2 separate regions of the Homo sapiens genome follow, and region 2 is linked to region 1. The links are chromatin loops, found by intact Hi-C in ENCODE. Cell type or tissue: CD4-positive, alpha-beta T cell. All regions are shown on one strand.

Evidence for each region. Peaks named below come from ENCODE experiments on the same cell type or tissue, not always from the same donor. Only the 100,000 strongest peaks of a DNase experiment are listed, where the experiment ranks them.
Region 2: a loop joins it to region 1, with 7 times the contacts of the local background. A loop is called at or near these places in 20 of 110 quality-filtered maps.

Annotation. Positions count from the first base shown.
Region 1 is chr13:31,905,275-31,913,274 of GRCh38, forward strand. It overlaps the pseudogene EEF1DP3. Among named protein-coding and RNA genes, the nearest start is that of FRY-AS1, 120 kb to the right of the region's middle. In CD4-positive, alpha-beta T cell, CTCF peaks have their summits at 4,814 (motif pointing right) and 5,016; a DNase peak (open chromatin) is centred at 4,807.
Region 2 is chr13:32,576,798-32,584,797 of GRCh38, forward strand. No RefSeq gene overlaps it. Among named protein-coding and RNA genes, the nearest start is that of PDS5B-DT, 5.6 kb to the right of the region's middle. In CD4-positive, alpha-beta T cell, CTCF peaks have their summits at 4,537 (motif pointing left) and 4,737; a DNase peak (open chromatin) is centred at 4,584.

The DNA of each region.
Region 1 (8,000 bases):
GGTGCTAAAAAACAGTAGAGTCAGAGTCAGAGAGTCTGGCTTTGAATTCCAGCACTGTTCATAATCATGGGCCTCAGGCACACCGTCCAGCTTCCCTGAGCCTCAGTGTTCACATCTGTGGAATGAGCGTGATGGCCACCTCCCAAAGCGGATTTCAGTGTTCACTGAAACCATATGTATTAAAATATTTTGTAAATTGTAAAGCTTCATGTAAATGTGAGGTTTCATTATTTTTTTTTTGTTGGAATCTTCAATTGCCTCAAGGCCTAAGAATATCAGTTACATGGAATTCCTGGTAGCATTACACAATGTCAGCTGAGGGCCAGGTGTGGTGACTGTAGTTCCAGCTGCTCGGGAGGCTGAGGCCAGAGGATGGCTTGAGCCCAGGAGTTCAAGGTTACAGTGAGCTATGATTGTACCACTGCACTTTAGCATGGGCAGCAGAGCTAGACCCTGACTCAAAAAAAAGAAAAGAAAAGAAAAGAAAATGCCAGCTGAGGAAATGCAGGATACACCTGATTTTACTCTACACTTACTTAATAATGAGATTTTAAAATACTGTGTAAGTAAAGGGTGCTTTTAGAGTAAGCTTTCAAAACAAGTGTGTGTGTGTTTTTAAGGCTTTTCATCCAGAGCAATAAAGAAAAACATTAGAAAGTCTTCTGATTCATTTCTTAGCCAGGTGTCAAGTTTTTTATTATTTGCTCTGAGATGAGCTCTATTAACTAACTTATTTCTCTGTCAAAAACTGAATTCTCATCTCTGTTCTCCTCCTGCTCAAATTTGGCAGCTCTGCATGACTGTCAGTCACGGCGGTTGGGAATGTTGCTCCCCTCCCTCAGCACTGAAAACGGTGAATAGATGTATTATTGCTGCTTGCAAAGTACTAGAATGTAGCTGTCGTGGGAAAATTTAAATGGTCGCAATAGCAATAACAATAACAACGCAGCCTGCCTGTCTTTCTTCTCGTGTTCCGGGGCAGAAAGGGAGCTACCACCAGCTACGCAACTCAGTGGCTACACAAAATGCAAATTTCCCTGGCTTCGAACGTGGAGATTGTCCAATATCTAAAGAAAATTGTCTACATAAAAGAAATAATAAGAATTTTGGGGTGAAACAGTGCCTTTTCCAACGTTAAGTTTCAATTGCAAATCTTCACAAAGTTAATCCTGTTTTCCTGCAGCAACGGGGGAGTAATTTATCATTCAAATCATTGAAACCCAGAGACAATCACCAAACTTTATTTTAGCCAATGGTTTCATGTTTCTTATCAGGAGCAAGTGTTTTCTACAAAGGGTAACAATTAATTGATTTGAATATTTTTGTGCATTGATTGCCCTTGATTTTGAATAATGTGAGAAAAAGTAGGAAAGAAAGCGCAAGGCAAAGAATATTATTCATAAAGCCAAGTTTGAATGTCTGTATCACAACATGTGCTCATAAGGTTAGAAATATTTAAGTGCATGTTTAGGTGGCTTGGTTATAGAAATAAAAAAGACATGAGCTGTAAATAGTGAAAAGATATTTTAGAACTTACGAAAGGGAGATTATGTATGTAAAGTATGTACCGTGGGTATTCATGGTGTTGGACTGAATTTCAGTTGCCCGGCTTCTACGCAGACACCTTCCTCCTTTTAATCTAGTGATATTGTCCATCTCCCTGGTCACCCTTCTCTTCATACCTTACTAAGGCATCTCTGGTAGTAACTAACTCCATTGACCTCCCTACTTTCCCCAGTTGTTCTCTGGGTACCATACACCTGATTTCTTTATACTCCACTGGCTTTTTCTTTCCTATCTTCTCTGATAGCTTCTCCTCCCTTGCCCAACCACTAAATACTGAAAGCCCCAAGACACTGGGTCCCAATACCCCTCCTCTTCATTATATTTGAGGTCATCTCCTCCAATTCCATGTGCTAGTAATACCCAAATCTATATATCTGGCCCTGGCCTCTCCCCAAAATATTCAACTCAAGTCCTAAATGCTTCTGTTTGGACATCTTGGAGACACTGCAGGTTTAACCTGGCCAAAATAAAAGTTGATTCTCTATCACATACCTGTTCCTCCCCCAGGTTTCCCATTTCTGTAGGTAGCACCAACATCCAACATCCAGACAAAAAAACTAAGGCTTATTCTTGATTATTTTCTTATTTTCACACTCTGCATTCAGTCTGTCCTATCAAACCTGTCTCCCAAACAGATCCCAATCTATCTAATCCTTTCCATTTCCATTATCAACACTCCAGTCCTAATCACTGTTTGCTCTCGCCCTTGCCTATTGTAAGAGCCTCCCAGGTTTGTCTCCCTCCTCCTATTCTTGTCTCCCTTCAGTCACTTCTTCACACAGCAATGATCTTTTAAAATAATAATAATAATGTGTCACACTCTCCTCCCCGTTTATAATACCCCTATGGCCTCCTATCTCATTTGCAATGAAATCCAGACTCTGCCTGGTTTATGAAGCCCCTACATCATCTGGACCCTGTCTAGTTCTCCAATATCATTTTGCATCGCTCTTCCCTTTTTACACCCCAACCAAACAGTTTACTTTTTATTTTTGTAACACACCAAGCATGTTCCTACCATAGAGCCTTTGCATGTGTTGTTTCTGGGCTGGATGCTCTTAAACCTAATATGTGCGTGGCTAGATTCTTCTTAACATTCATGTCTCAGCCTCATTCTGTCCTCATAGACGTCTCCCTGACACCCAGCCTATTAGGTTGGTGCAAAAGTAATTGCAGGTTTGCCATTATTTTTGCACCAGCCTAATAAAACAGTGACTCTCTGTCATGTTACTATGCCTTAATTCTCTGTGATGTATTTGTTGTACTATTCGACATTTTCTTATGCATCTATTAATTTTTCCTTTTTAGTTTGTGTGTGCGTGCTCACACATAATCATATTATCAGCTTATGAGAGCAGGGGTCCTGTGGTCTTATTCACCACAATAACCTCAGTGCTTGGAACACTGCACGTAGTAGGTGCTCAAAAAACACATTTTGAACAAATGAATAAACCAATTTAAGCAGCAGGAAAATCTGTTAAATGGGAAATAAGCGACATTTTCTCTTTTATTTTATGGTGAGGTCTTGGCTGATTTAGCCAAATTTCTAAGGACTAACCGAGAAAATAAAACTGAAACACATCATTTGGCCGATTCGTTTCAGTGAAACTCCTTTCTTCTGAATTTGTGATCAAGCCCGCCATAAAGAAGAGACATGATGGCACTGTAAATCTGATAAATTTCTGATGAGATACATGGCAGTTTAATGCAACTTGGTGACATGACCCTTATGCTCTTACCACTGCTGGGTCCTCATTCATGCGATGAGACTGTAGCCCAAACTCTAAGTAGGTTCTGACAAAGATGGAAAGCTTGGAGTACTAAGAACTGCTCCAGTGATACTCCAGTTCTTTTCCCATTCTTTCCTCCTTTTTACTGATGCAAGATAAAATGGGAAGTACAGCAGGACAAGGAGTGCGATTCGTGCTCAGAGTAGCTGTATTATGGGTTCTCACCTGGCTGAAACTCCTATTTGCATGGGATTATCTGACTCTCAGCTAAGATACACTGTTTCCCTAAGGCAATTTCGGAGGCCAAGCCCAAAATTGACACATTTAGAGATTCAGGAGCAAATAACTTTGTATTTATTTGTCAGTGAAGCACTATTTATGGCATTTCAATCACGTGGCAATCTTAAGACTGTAATTATAGAGGTCTAAGAAGAATATAGAACATTTCTTCTGACTTATCCTTTTGAGATTTAGAATTGAAAATAGTTTGATCTCTTTTTTCAGCCCCTCAGAGATAACTTACATGACCTTTAGCCAATTCCCCATTCTTCCTTTCTCATTTCACAATTGCAAATGCTACTGGGTAGTTTTCCTCTGTTTTGAGCCCCACCCTTCCTGTTGCTAAGCAGATGAACTGGATTACATAAATTGTCAATTTCTCAGCTGTGACAATGAAAAAGACAGGACAACAGTAGCCAGAAATGAGGACAGCTGCTTCTAGCACTTGGGATTTGGGGTTAGATGATGAAGAGAGAATCAAAAGGAAATAGGTGAAGTTAGCATAAGTAAAAAGTTAGACACAATTCTATTACTTTAATACAAACTCTGTTAACATTTGGGTATATTTCTTTCAGAGATTGGTACTCATATTAGAGTGGAGTTATTTGGGTTTTTGTTTTTCCTTTATGCCTACTTATAATTTACATGCTCTTATCCTTTGTTTTATAATATTTACAAGTTGCAGTTATTATTTTAATATTTCAGGTTAAGTTGACTTTTCAATATGGAGTCAGTTTTAAGTGTGTGCGTTTTAAAGGGGCATATTTGCATTTCTGACCCACAAAGACTAACATCACTTGTGACAATTAATTTTCACTCATCTAAATTTTGCAATGTTTTTAAACCAAAACAGGTTTAATAATGATAGGTATCCACTAAACATCCAGCTTTTATCACATCACCTGTAGCTTCCCATGGAAATTTTCTACGAAGCAAACATTGGCTAGTATTACAGATATTTCCTTTTCAAGCCCTCATGTTTAATCAACTCCGCTTACCTGTGTGGCTTTAATAAGCGTAATGCCAACTCCAGCTCCCCAGAGTGAGGTAAACAGTATGTATGGGCATAATTAGCAAATCATTTGGTTGTAAGATGTTGTATGATTCACATATTTGGTTTTCTTTAATGAGGCATTCCTCTCCAGACACATTAGTCGTTTCCCAAAATGCTCCTTTGCAAATAGCTATAGAAACAGCAAATGATGAACTAAAAAAGGTGTGCTGCACGTGGGACACCAGAGGGCGCTAGAGTAATGTTATAATGTGCCTCTGCTTTTCTCTTAGCTTTGCTATTAAAAAATTAAAGCTTTTAAAATAATACACTACCTTGTCTTGAAGACATTTATTTGAAGTTATACGATATAGCTTTATGATTTGAGTCAAACATTTATTATTATTTATCATTACAGTCAGCATCTTCTCAAAAGCAGGTCTTTTATTCCCATGCTGAATTTTAGAAAAGAAATTCTAACAATAGTCCTCCTCTTAGACTTTTTTTTTTTAAGGAAAACACATTATTATTCTTAGATTGTGACTTTGTCCTCTCCCAAGAGACAGTCACGTGTGTTAAAATGTTTAGTAGTTCTAGTCTGCTAGAAATGAATAATAGAGGAAGTGAATTATTTCTAAACTTTTAGAACCACAGAATTTGGGCATTTGATCAGTATTTGTCTACTGTTGAATTTAAAATAAAACATATGAATGTATCAGGATAAAGTGGCAGTGCTGCAAAAATTTGAAGTGCTGAAAAAAGTTAGAAAATTAAATTGGCATTTATTAATAATAAGCAACCATTTTAGTGTAGCTAGAAGGTTTATTTTCTAGTGTTAAGCTGTCTTAAAAATCAGAGGTATTTTTGTTCAACATAATTTACTGAAAAGTGTGTATAGAATGCTTAATATGTATGTGCCTAAAATTGCTCTTAGTGACCAAATATTCACATGCTGGGTGTGGTGGCTCATGCCTGTAATCCCAGCACTTCAGGAGGTAAGAGGGTTCCTTGAGGCCAGGAATTCAAGAGCAGCCTAAGCAACATAACAGGACCCTGTCTCCACAAAAATTTTAAAAGCAGCCAGGTGTGGTGGTGTGTGCCTGTAGTCCTAGCTACTTGGGAGGCTAAGGCAGGAGGATTGCCTGAGTTCATGTGTTCAAGGCTATAGTGAGCAGTGATCGTGCCGCTAGACTCCAGCCTGGGTGACAGAGCGAGACCCTGTCTCAAAACAAAAAATCAAACCCCAAAACCACAAAAAATTCACAAGACAACTTACGTAATCTAAGATATAAATCACACATACCAGACATGAAATTTGCAAATGTGTATCAGATAAAATACTATGTGTTTAAAGGATGGGGATGCTATGTGACTGAAGGGTTAGGGGAGACTGGCGAAATGGAAGGAACTAGCTGAGCTTGAAGGATGGGGTAGGATCTAATTCAGCAGAAAACAAATTATAGCAGAATAACCATGGCCAGAAAGGGAGAGATGACACAAATGCATGTGCAGCAATATATCAAGCATCTGCTTTTCATCTTTCCACAGGGAGGTCCCATCTCGCATTGTAAAGGGCATTGTTTTTATGTTATTTCTTTGTCTTTCATGTTGTGGTGTGTATTGGTTTGGGTTTTCTGGTTGTTTTCTTTGTGTTCTTTTACCAGAAAACAAAAACAAAAACAGCCTTTCAGAGGGGAAATCATTCCTCATCCCCAATATGACCAGTATTTGTTCCAGCCTTTCCCAGCTCTGGTCCAGCCAGATGAGAGTGCTGCTGTAATGTCCAGTGCTATGGCTGGGCGGCCTCAGGGAGAGCGAGGGTTCAAGTCCTCAGCCTTCTCACAGCGCTGCATCCAGGTGGATGCCACAGATCTTTCGATGCTGTGCCCTGTACACTGGGAAATTGTCTGTTTCCCTCTAGGGACTGAGGTTCTCAAGGTAGAATCATGGCCTGATTCCACTTTGTAGTCCTAATGCTCAATGCACATTGGGAAGTCAGTAAATATTTCTTTTTTAATGTAATTATCTATTTATTAGTCCAAGATCAGTGTAAATGTATTGTAGAAAATTATAAAATACATATAAGAAAAATACTTTTTGAAAAACATTGTAATCCTACAACAGTTTATTGGTATTACCTTAGTGCCTATCCTTCCAAACACTTTCTGTCCACCTCTATGTTTATCTGTTTTGCTATGTATCTACCTATCTAGGTATTTTTAAACTGAGATTAGACTATACACACTTTTATAGCCAGTGTTTTCTCATTTAATAATCTCCACATTTCCATGTTAGTAAGTATTGATCTTAAATGATCATTCCTATCAACAAACTTGCTGCATAAAAATCCCCCTGGGGAATGCTTGCCAAAATGCAGATTCCTAGGGCCCAGGCTGGATCTGCAGATTCAGAATCTCCAGGGTTATGGCTCTGGAATTTGTATTTTCACAAGCATCTGAATGCTCATATTCCAGTCACTGATCTACACCATCATTTTGGGGAGCCAGAATAGATTTCCACTGTCTAGACAGATATATTGCATTTAACCAATCCCTAGTTCAGTTTTTTCATTATCATGAGGCAGGTCATAAAGATCATTAAGTGATGAGCATCATAAGTTAAGATGGTAGACATTCTAAATCTCTATAAATGTCAACACAGATTTATTTATGGTTAATATAGGAAGTTAAAAATCTATGCCCAGTCTTGACAGATGGAGCTTTTTGGTTATAAGGTGGTTATCCCAAAACCACAAAGCAAAATCATAAAATGAACAGAACTGCAGGGGTGTGTCTTTCTTCCTTCCCTCCTTCCTTCCTCCCTTTCTTTTTTTTTTTCTTTTTCTTTTCAGTTGTGGGCCATGGGAACATAAATCCAGGTGTGGGTAGCCAGATGACTCAAGTCCCCAGATTTGGTGCTCTCTCCTCTGTTTATGTGGACACAGTGACTAGTTTTGCCTCTCTCAATCCTTTTGACCTCTGCTGACAGATTCTTTCTTAATACTGCTGATTTGGTTGTAATGAAACAACCTTGCCCAGCCCACATTATTTCATCTCAATATGCGTTAGCATGACTGCTACAGTTCTCCAAGTTCTGGGCTGCCTCAGGGAAAAAGTCTGCCCATAATTTTTTCATATCTATTTTTTTCCTTTCAATTACATTTTGTAGCTCCCCCAGTTTCATGATGTAATGTTAGTGGAATTAAACTTGATCAGCTTAAAATTAAGTAATTAATTACATGAAGCTTCAATAATAGTTACAAATTGCTCCCTGCCTATCTGGGTGACACCCGGTGACAGTGAATTTCACAGTGCTATGAGGGACAGATGGTGAAGCTCCATTTGGCCTGTCATTTAAAGTATTTAGGTAATTAGGTTAAAAAATGTTTTCAAAGAACTCAGATGGGCCACATGTGTCCAACAGGCTATATATAA
Region 2 (8,000 bases), 670 kb after region 1:
TCCTGTGTCTATCACTGATATGTTCTGGCTGTGTTCCCACCCAAATCTCATCTTGAATTGTAGTTCTCATAATCCCCACGTGTCATTGGAGGGACCCGGTGGGAGGTCATTGAATCATGGGGGTAGTTACCCCTATGTTGCTGTTCTCATGCTAGTGAGTGAGTTCTCATGAGATCTGATGGTTTTATAAGGGGCTTTCCCTACTTTTGCTCGGCACTTCTTGCTGCCACCATGTGAAGAAAGATGTGTTTGCTTCTCTTTCTACCATGATTGTAAGTTTCCTGAGACCGCCACAGTTATGCTGAGCAGTGAGTCAATTAAACCTCTTTCCTTTACAAATTACCCTGTCTTAGGTATGCCTTTATTAGCAGTGTGAAAATGGACTAATACAGTAAATTTGTACCGGGAGTGGGGCGCTGCTGTAAAGGTACCCAAAAATGTGGAAGTGACTTTGGAACTGGGTAACAGGCAGAGGTTGGAACAGTTTACAGGGCTCAGAAGAAGCCAGGAAAATGTGGGAAAGTTGGAACTTCCTAGAGATTTGGAGGGCTTGGAAGACAGGGAAGATGTGGGAAACTTTGGAACTTCCTAGAGACTTGTTAAAGGGCTTTGACCAAAATGCTGATAGTGATATAAAGTCCAGGTTGAGGTGGTCTCAGATGGAGATAAGGAATTTGTTGGGACCTGGAACAAAGGTGACTCTTGTTATGCTTTAGCAAAGAGACTGTTGGCATTTTGCCCCTGCCCTAGAAAGCTGTGGAACTTTGAACTTGGGAGAGATGATTTAGGGTATCTGGTGGAAGGAATTTCTAAGTGGCAAAGCATTCAAAAGGAAGCAGAGCATAAAAGTTTGGAAAATTTGCAGTCTGACAATGCAATATAAAAGAAAAACCCATTTTCTGGGGAGAAATTCAAGTCTGTTGCATAAATTTGCATAAGTAATAAGGAGCCAAATGTTAATCACTAAGATATTGGGGAAAATGTCTCCAGGGCATGTCAGAGAACTTCAGAGCAGCCCCTCCCATCACAGGCCTGGAGGCCAATGAGGGAAAAATGGTTTCCTGGGCTGGGTCCAGGGCCCCACTGCTCTGTGCAGCCTGTGTCCCAGTTGCTGCAGCTCGAGCCATGGCTAAAAGAGGCCCAGGTACAGCTCAGGCCATTGCTTCAGGAGGTGCAAGCCCCGAGCCTTGTCAGCTTCCACATGGTGTTGGGCCTGCAGGTATGCAGAAGACCAGAATTGAGGTTTGGGAACCTCTGCCTAGATTTCAGAGGATGTATGGAAGCACCTGGGTATCCAGGCAGAAGTCTGTTGCAGGGGTGGGGCCCTCATGGAGAACCTCTGCTAGGGTAGTGTGGAAGGGAAATGTGGGGTTGGAGCCCCCACACAGAGTCCCCACTGGAGAACTGCCTAGTAGAGCTGTGAGAAGAGGGCTACCATCCTCCAGACCCCAGAATGGTAGATCCACTGACAGCTTGCACCTTGTGCCTGGAAAAGCCACAGACACTCACCACCAGCCTGTGAAAGCAGCCTGGAGGGGGGCTGTACCTTGAAAATTCACAGGGGCAGAGCTGCCCAAGGCCGTGGGAGTGCACTTCTTGCATCACTGTGACCTTGATGTGAGACATGGAGTCAAAGGAGATCATTTTAAAACTTTAAAATTTAACGACTCCCTATTGAATTTTGGACTTGCATTGGGCCTATAGCCTCTTTGTTTTGGCCAGTTTCTTCCATTTGGAGCAAGCATATTTACCCAATGCCTGTACCCCCATTGTATCTAGAAAGTAACTAACTTGCTTTTGATTTTACAGGCTCATAGGCAGAAGGGACTTCCCTTGTCTCAGACAAGTCTTTGGACTTGGACTTTTGGGTTAATGCCAGAATGAGTAAAGACTTTGGTGGACTGTTGGGAAGGCATGATTGTGTTTTGAAATGTGAGGACGAGATTTAGGAAGGGCCAGGGATGGAATGATATGGTTTGGCTATGTCCCCACCCAAATCTCATCTTGAATTGTAGTTCCCATAATCCCCATGTATTGTGGGAGGGACCTGGTGAGTGATAATTCAATCATGGGGGCAGTTACCCTTTTGCTGCTGTTCTTTTGCTAGTGAGTGAGTTCTCATGAGATTTGATGTTTTCATAAGGGGCTTTTCCCCCTTTTGTTTGGCACTTCTCCTTGCTGCCACCATGTGAAGAAGGATGTGTTTATTTCCCCTTCCATAATGATTGTAAGTTTCCTGAGGCCTCCTTAACCATACCGAACTGTAAGTCAATTAAAACTCTTTCCTTTGTAAGTTAACCAGTCTCAGGTATGTCTTTATTAGCAGCATGAGAATGAACTACTACAATCACCCAGCTTCAACAATTATCAACTCATGGTAAATCTTGTTTCATATATACCCTTTTTTTATATATACCTTTTCATATATACCTTTTTTCCCTTTCTATATTATGTTGAAGTAAATCCTAGATATTATATCACTTCATTTCTTTTTTTCTAAAAAAATTATATATGCCATGTTTATCATTTGCATTTATATTTTCAAATTTATACTGAATTATAATGTTCATATAGAAAATGTGGTGCTCTCTAAACTTTCACAAACTGAGCACACTGAGTAACTAATAGCTAGATCAAGAAACAGAAGACTTTGTATTCAGTAAATTTTTCAACATACCTATTGTACTACTATTGCAAAAAACAAACAATAATTCTTTAATATCATTAAATAACCAGTGTTCAAATTTCCAAATGTCTTATAAATGTCACAATTTATTTTTTAACAGTTTATTTTTTTGACTCAGGGTCCAAATAGGTACACACATTGCAACTGACTGATTGGTTAATCTCTTTTAATATTTAGGTTTCTCCTCCATCCCTCATTTATTTCTTCCTTGGAATTTATTTGTGTGAAAAACCAAAACATGTTCCTATGTATTTCTTGTAAATTGATACTTGTATCTAGAGGCTCTTTCATATTCAGGTTAGATTTTTATGGCAAGATGACTACATAGGTGCTGGTGTATTCCTCTGTCAGTGAACATCTAATGCTTTATTCTCTCTCTTTGTGATGCCAGCAGGTACTTACGTTCAATGTCTGGATCAGTTATTTTCATTAGGGTTTTAAAAATAATAATATTCTACTTTTTACATTCCTTCTTCATTTGTTAGCTGGACTACTTCTGTTCACAGATTACTATTTGATTTTCCACTGGTACAGTCTGTACAGAGCAGGCAGGATAAATGATTGATTCTTTCCTTTATTTGTCAGTTTTAAAAATAATGAAATGGTTCATTAGCAACCTCCAACAGTGATTGTTTTTCTTTTTATTTTATTTATTTATTTATTTATTGAGACGAAGTCTCGCTCTGTCTCCAGGCTGGAGTGCAGTGGCGTGATCTCGGCTCACTGCATCCTCCACCTCCCGGGTTCAAGTAATTCTCCTACCTCAGCTTCCTGAGTAGCTGGGACTACAGGCATGTGCCATCATGCCCAGCTAATTTTTGTATTTTTTTAGTAGAGACGGGGTTTCACCATGTTGGCCAGGATGGTCTGGATCTCCTGACCTCATGATCCACCCGCCTTGGCCTCCCAAAGTGCTGGGATTACAGGCATGAGCCACCGTGCCTGGCCGAATGTTTTTAGTTTTAAGCTATATTATGAGTCATGGATTTAAATATATTTTGTGTGTTATAATTCATTATTGAACTACTCAACAATAGGGGTTCATTAAATAAGTCATAGCATAACTACACAATAAAATAGTATTACATAGCCACTAAAATAATAATATCAATGTGTATTTATTCACCAGAAAGTTATTTATGATATTTTATTTAAAACTTATTTTTAAAATATTAAATGCATGCTCATAGTATCAAAGGTATTACAGTGACAGATTTCTTTCTCACCTTTGTTCCCAAGTCACCTAGATTCCCATCTAGAAGTCCTCTACCTTTGTGTAAACTTGTATATTCTTCCAGAGATTTCTAGAGCTGATAGTTCACCTGGTATTTATTATTGTGGCTGTATTGGATGTTAAAAATAATGAAACACTTCTATAAGGTTGCTATACAGTTGGTTCCCTGAACCTACCCCTTCCTCCTTGGGCACCCAAACCCTTCCCTGCTGCCCCCAAGACCTTGCCCATCATCCATTAATTGAAGAGTTAATGCTTCACACAGCAGGCAGCATATGTGGTCCTATTCAAGCTACAGCCAGTATCTGTTGTCATTGGTCCTTGCCTGTCCTGTACAGTTGCAAGTATTTTAATATTATCCTTGGAGATTTCTATGCCTTTAGGAGCAAATTTTATATTATAAAACATTATGTTTTGTAAAACAAATCTAAATCTAAATATATGAATATAATATGTTCTGGACTGATACATATCAAAGCATTATAAGTAAATTTTTCTGGTGGCATAATTATGAGTGATCTTTTTTTCTTTTTAATCTTAACTGCAGTTCCAGATTTCTCTATAATGGGCAGATTATTTACACAGCAAAAAATTAAAGTGTATCTCTAAACCAGTTTTATTTCATAAAAAAGAATGGAGATGTCAACATTTTTCAATAGCTCCATCTGCTGGCTGCTGAATAAAGCTAATTTTAAATATCAAGTTTTAACTAAATGAGACAGCCAGAAGAAATAGAATTCCTGTGTTAGAGCAAAGTATGCTTCCTACGTATCCATGAAGAGTAAGTATTAGGAGTCAATTTACTTGGAATAAGAGGTGATACAAACTTGGTTCCATATAGAGTGAGCTACTACCCTATGCTCAAAAACAGGCTGCTTGCCTAGAACAGAAACGTGAAACTGAAAAATTGTTTTGGAGTTTTTGGCCATCTTACACTGGAATGCTGATTTTTAAATTAAAAAAAAATTTTTTTTGAGACAGAATCTTGTTCTGTTGCCCAGGCTGGAGTGCCATGGTACGATCACTGCTTACTGGAACCTCTCCTCATCTCAAGTGATCCTCTCTCCTCAGCCTCCCGAGTAGCTGGAACTACAGGTGCATGCCACCATGCCCAGCTAACTATTTATTTTTTATAGAGGGAGGTCTTGCTATGTTGCCCAGGCTTGTCTCAAACTCCTGGGCTCAAGCTATCTGTCCACCTCAGCCTCCCAAAGTGCTGGGATTGCAGGAATGAGTCACCATGCCCGGCCTGTAGATTTTTCAAATAGCGCAAAAGTAAATAACATTGATTAGTGATTGCATGTGAATATATGTGAAACATATTATATTGAAGGAATTTATACGCCTTTGCACAAATATTCAAAGCAGCAGTCTAAATTCTCCTTTGTCATTCTCCTTACTTTTCAAGTGAAATTGCTCTTGGTTCTATATCTCTTTATTATTTCCAGAAGTTGAACTGATGATAAATGCTTTCTTAAACCCAAATCTCTCTTTGGATGATAATGCAAGCTACGATATTTTGTGTAAAAATTTCTGACATCTATCTTTGGAACTCTTTAAAAAAGTTAGATGTATCAAACATATTCCAATATAGTTTCTGAAGATCTAGTTTACAGAAATTTCCCAGATGATTTTGGTATTCTTCCACTCCACTCGAGTTAAGAACAGCTGCCCTGGGACTGTAGATGAATGTGGCATCCTTTCAGGAATATTTGCATTGTAAAGAGGATCACAGGATGGGCACAGTGCCTCATGCAGGGGATTAATTGTGGAGGGAGAAATTTGAGGCACCAGGGGCTGAGTCTTGGATGAGGGTGAAGGAAAAGAGCCCGTATACCATCTTTCAGCAGTAGTGATGTCATGAATGAAGGATCAACTTCAGGGGCTTGGAGTTTATCAAAATGCCTCACCAGTTTGCCTAATGCCTAAAATATCACAAAGCTAATTTCTGTTGGGCTTAGTTTCTCCTAATGGATATGAATGGGTTAGTGTTTTTTTTTTTTTTTTTTTTGAGATGGAGTCTCGCTCGGTTGTCTAGGCTGGAGTGCAGTGGTGCGATCTCCGCTCACTGCAACCTCCCCCTACCGGGTTCAAGCAATTCTCTGCCTCAGGCTCCCAAGTAGCTGGGATTACAGGCACCTGCCACCACACCTGGCTAATTTTTGTATTTTTAGTAGAGACGGGGTTTCGCCATCTTGGCCAGGCTGGTCCTGAACTCCTGACCTCGTGATCCACCTGCCTTGGCCTCCCAAAGTGCTGGATTACAGGCGTGAGCCACCGAGCCCTGCCTAACTTTTTCAAGTAACACAACCACATTCCAACATGTTTTCTGAGAATCCAATGCCTTAACCCAATAAATTAGTCTAGTGGGAATTTCAGCACTGTTGCAGGCTAACAGGGATCATATTTTTGTCTTGACTAGCCTTTGGGACATACCTTGAATTATGCTGAACCGGTAATGTTTGTCTAGGTAGGGCCCAGTCTTATCATTTACTAATTAGCTGCCCAGTGTGCTCTACTATGTATAATATGATAAACATTTCACCATATTTTGGAAACCATGCTGTAGTGCAGCAAGGCTGTACTCAAAATGCAGTAGGGGCCATAGGGGTATATTTAGGACTGTCCAGGTTAATTGTGTGCATTCCTGATGTCTTTCAACTTGCTAACCTCTTTAACCTCAAATTTGGACTCTATTAAAAAAAGCCCAGGTAACTCAAATATGAGTGATGTGGCAGACTGAATAATGGTCCCCTTACAATATCCATGTCGTAATCCCCAAACCTTTGAATATGTTATGTTACATGGCAAAGGGGAATAAAGGTCACTAATCAATGGACCTTAAATTAGAGATTATCCAAGTGGGCCCAATATAATCACAAGAGTATTAAAAGTGGATGAGGGAGTCAGAGGAAGAGCTGCGGTGACAAAAGCAGGTCAGAGAGACGCCATGGAGCTGGCTTTGCGGATGGAGGAAGGAGGATATGAACCAAGGGATCTGGGCAGCCTCTGGAAGAAGGAAATAGTAAGAAAAGGGATTCTCCTTTGGAGCCTCCAGAAAGACACACAGCCCTGACAACACCTTGATTTTAGCCCAGCGAGATACCTGTCAAACTTCTGCACTCCAGTAAGACAATAAGTTTGTGCTCTTTTAAGCCACCAACTTTGTGATGATTTGTTATAGTGACAAAGTAAAATTAGTAGAGGTGGGAACTACATTTGTGGTTATTCATAATCAAAGACAATTCTCCTAACCATTTCTGTATAAAACCAGCATTTGGACATAATTCCCACATAATTTCTCTTTCTTGGTGTAGAAAGCATTCACAACTGAGTTTTGAATGGTTCACACTCTTAAACTGTCTTAAACAATGTTGTGTTATGTTGCTCCTAATGAATTGCAACTTGGCTATTTTTAAAAATCCCAAACACAGAAGATTATTTTTGTTCAAATATCAACTTTAGATTTTAGTTTTCCCAAACAATATTGTTTTAAATGAAGGTTTATATTACTGATTTCTGTAAAGCCACTTGCAGTCATATAAAAGTATGCCCTTTTGTTAGAAACTATGCCTCATTAAAGCTTTAGGGTTTTTCCTCTGTCTGTCCTAATGGTAATTGCCCCATTGACCCTTACAATGTAGCTATTTTGAAGGCTATCTCCTTTCTGCCCACTCTTTTCTTGGGCTTAATCCTGTGGTGTTAGCAGCCTAACGTGGGCAATATGTATTCCGGGCCTCATTGAAATTCAAGGCATCATTTTATAAGAGAGAGGGTTAATGGTGAAACTGGCAAAACTGCTCACAAAGTTGACGTGACACCTTCAGCCCTTTCAGGACTCACTGCCATATACAAGATGTAGAGTGACATTCTTAAACAATTCATACATCCAACAAAATATTTACTGAGGCTTCCAGGTGTCAAATAATGGGGATAAGAGCACTGAATAATTTATACAAAAACTCTTAGCCGGGCATGGTGGCTCACGCCTGTAATCCTAGCACTTTGGGAGGCTGAGGCAGGCAGATCACGAGGTCAGGAGATCGAGACCATCCTGGCCAACATGGTGAAACTCTGTCT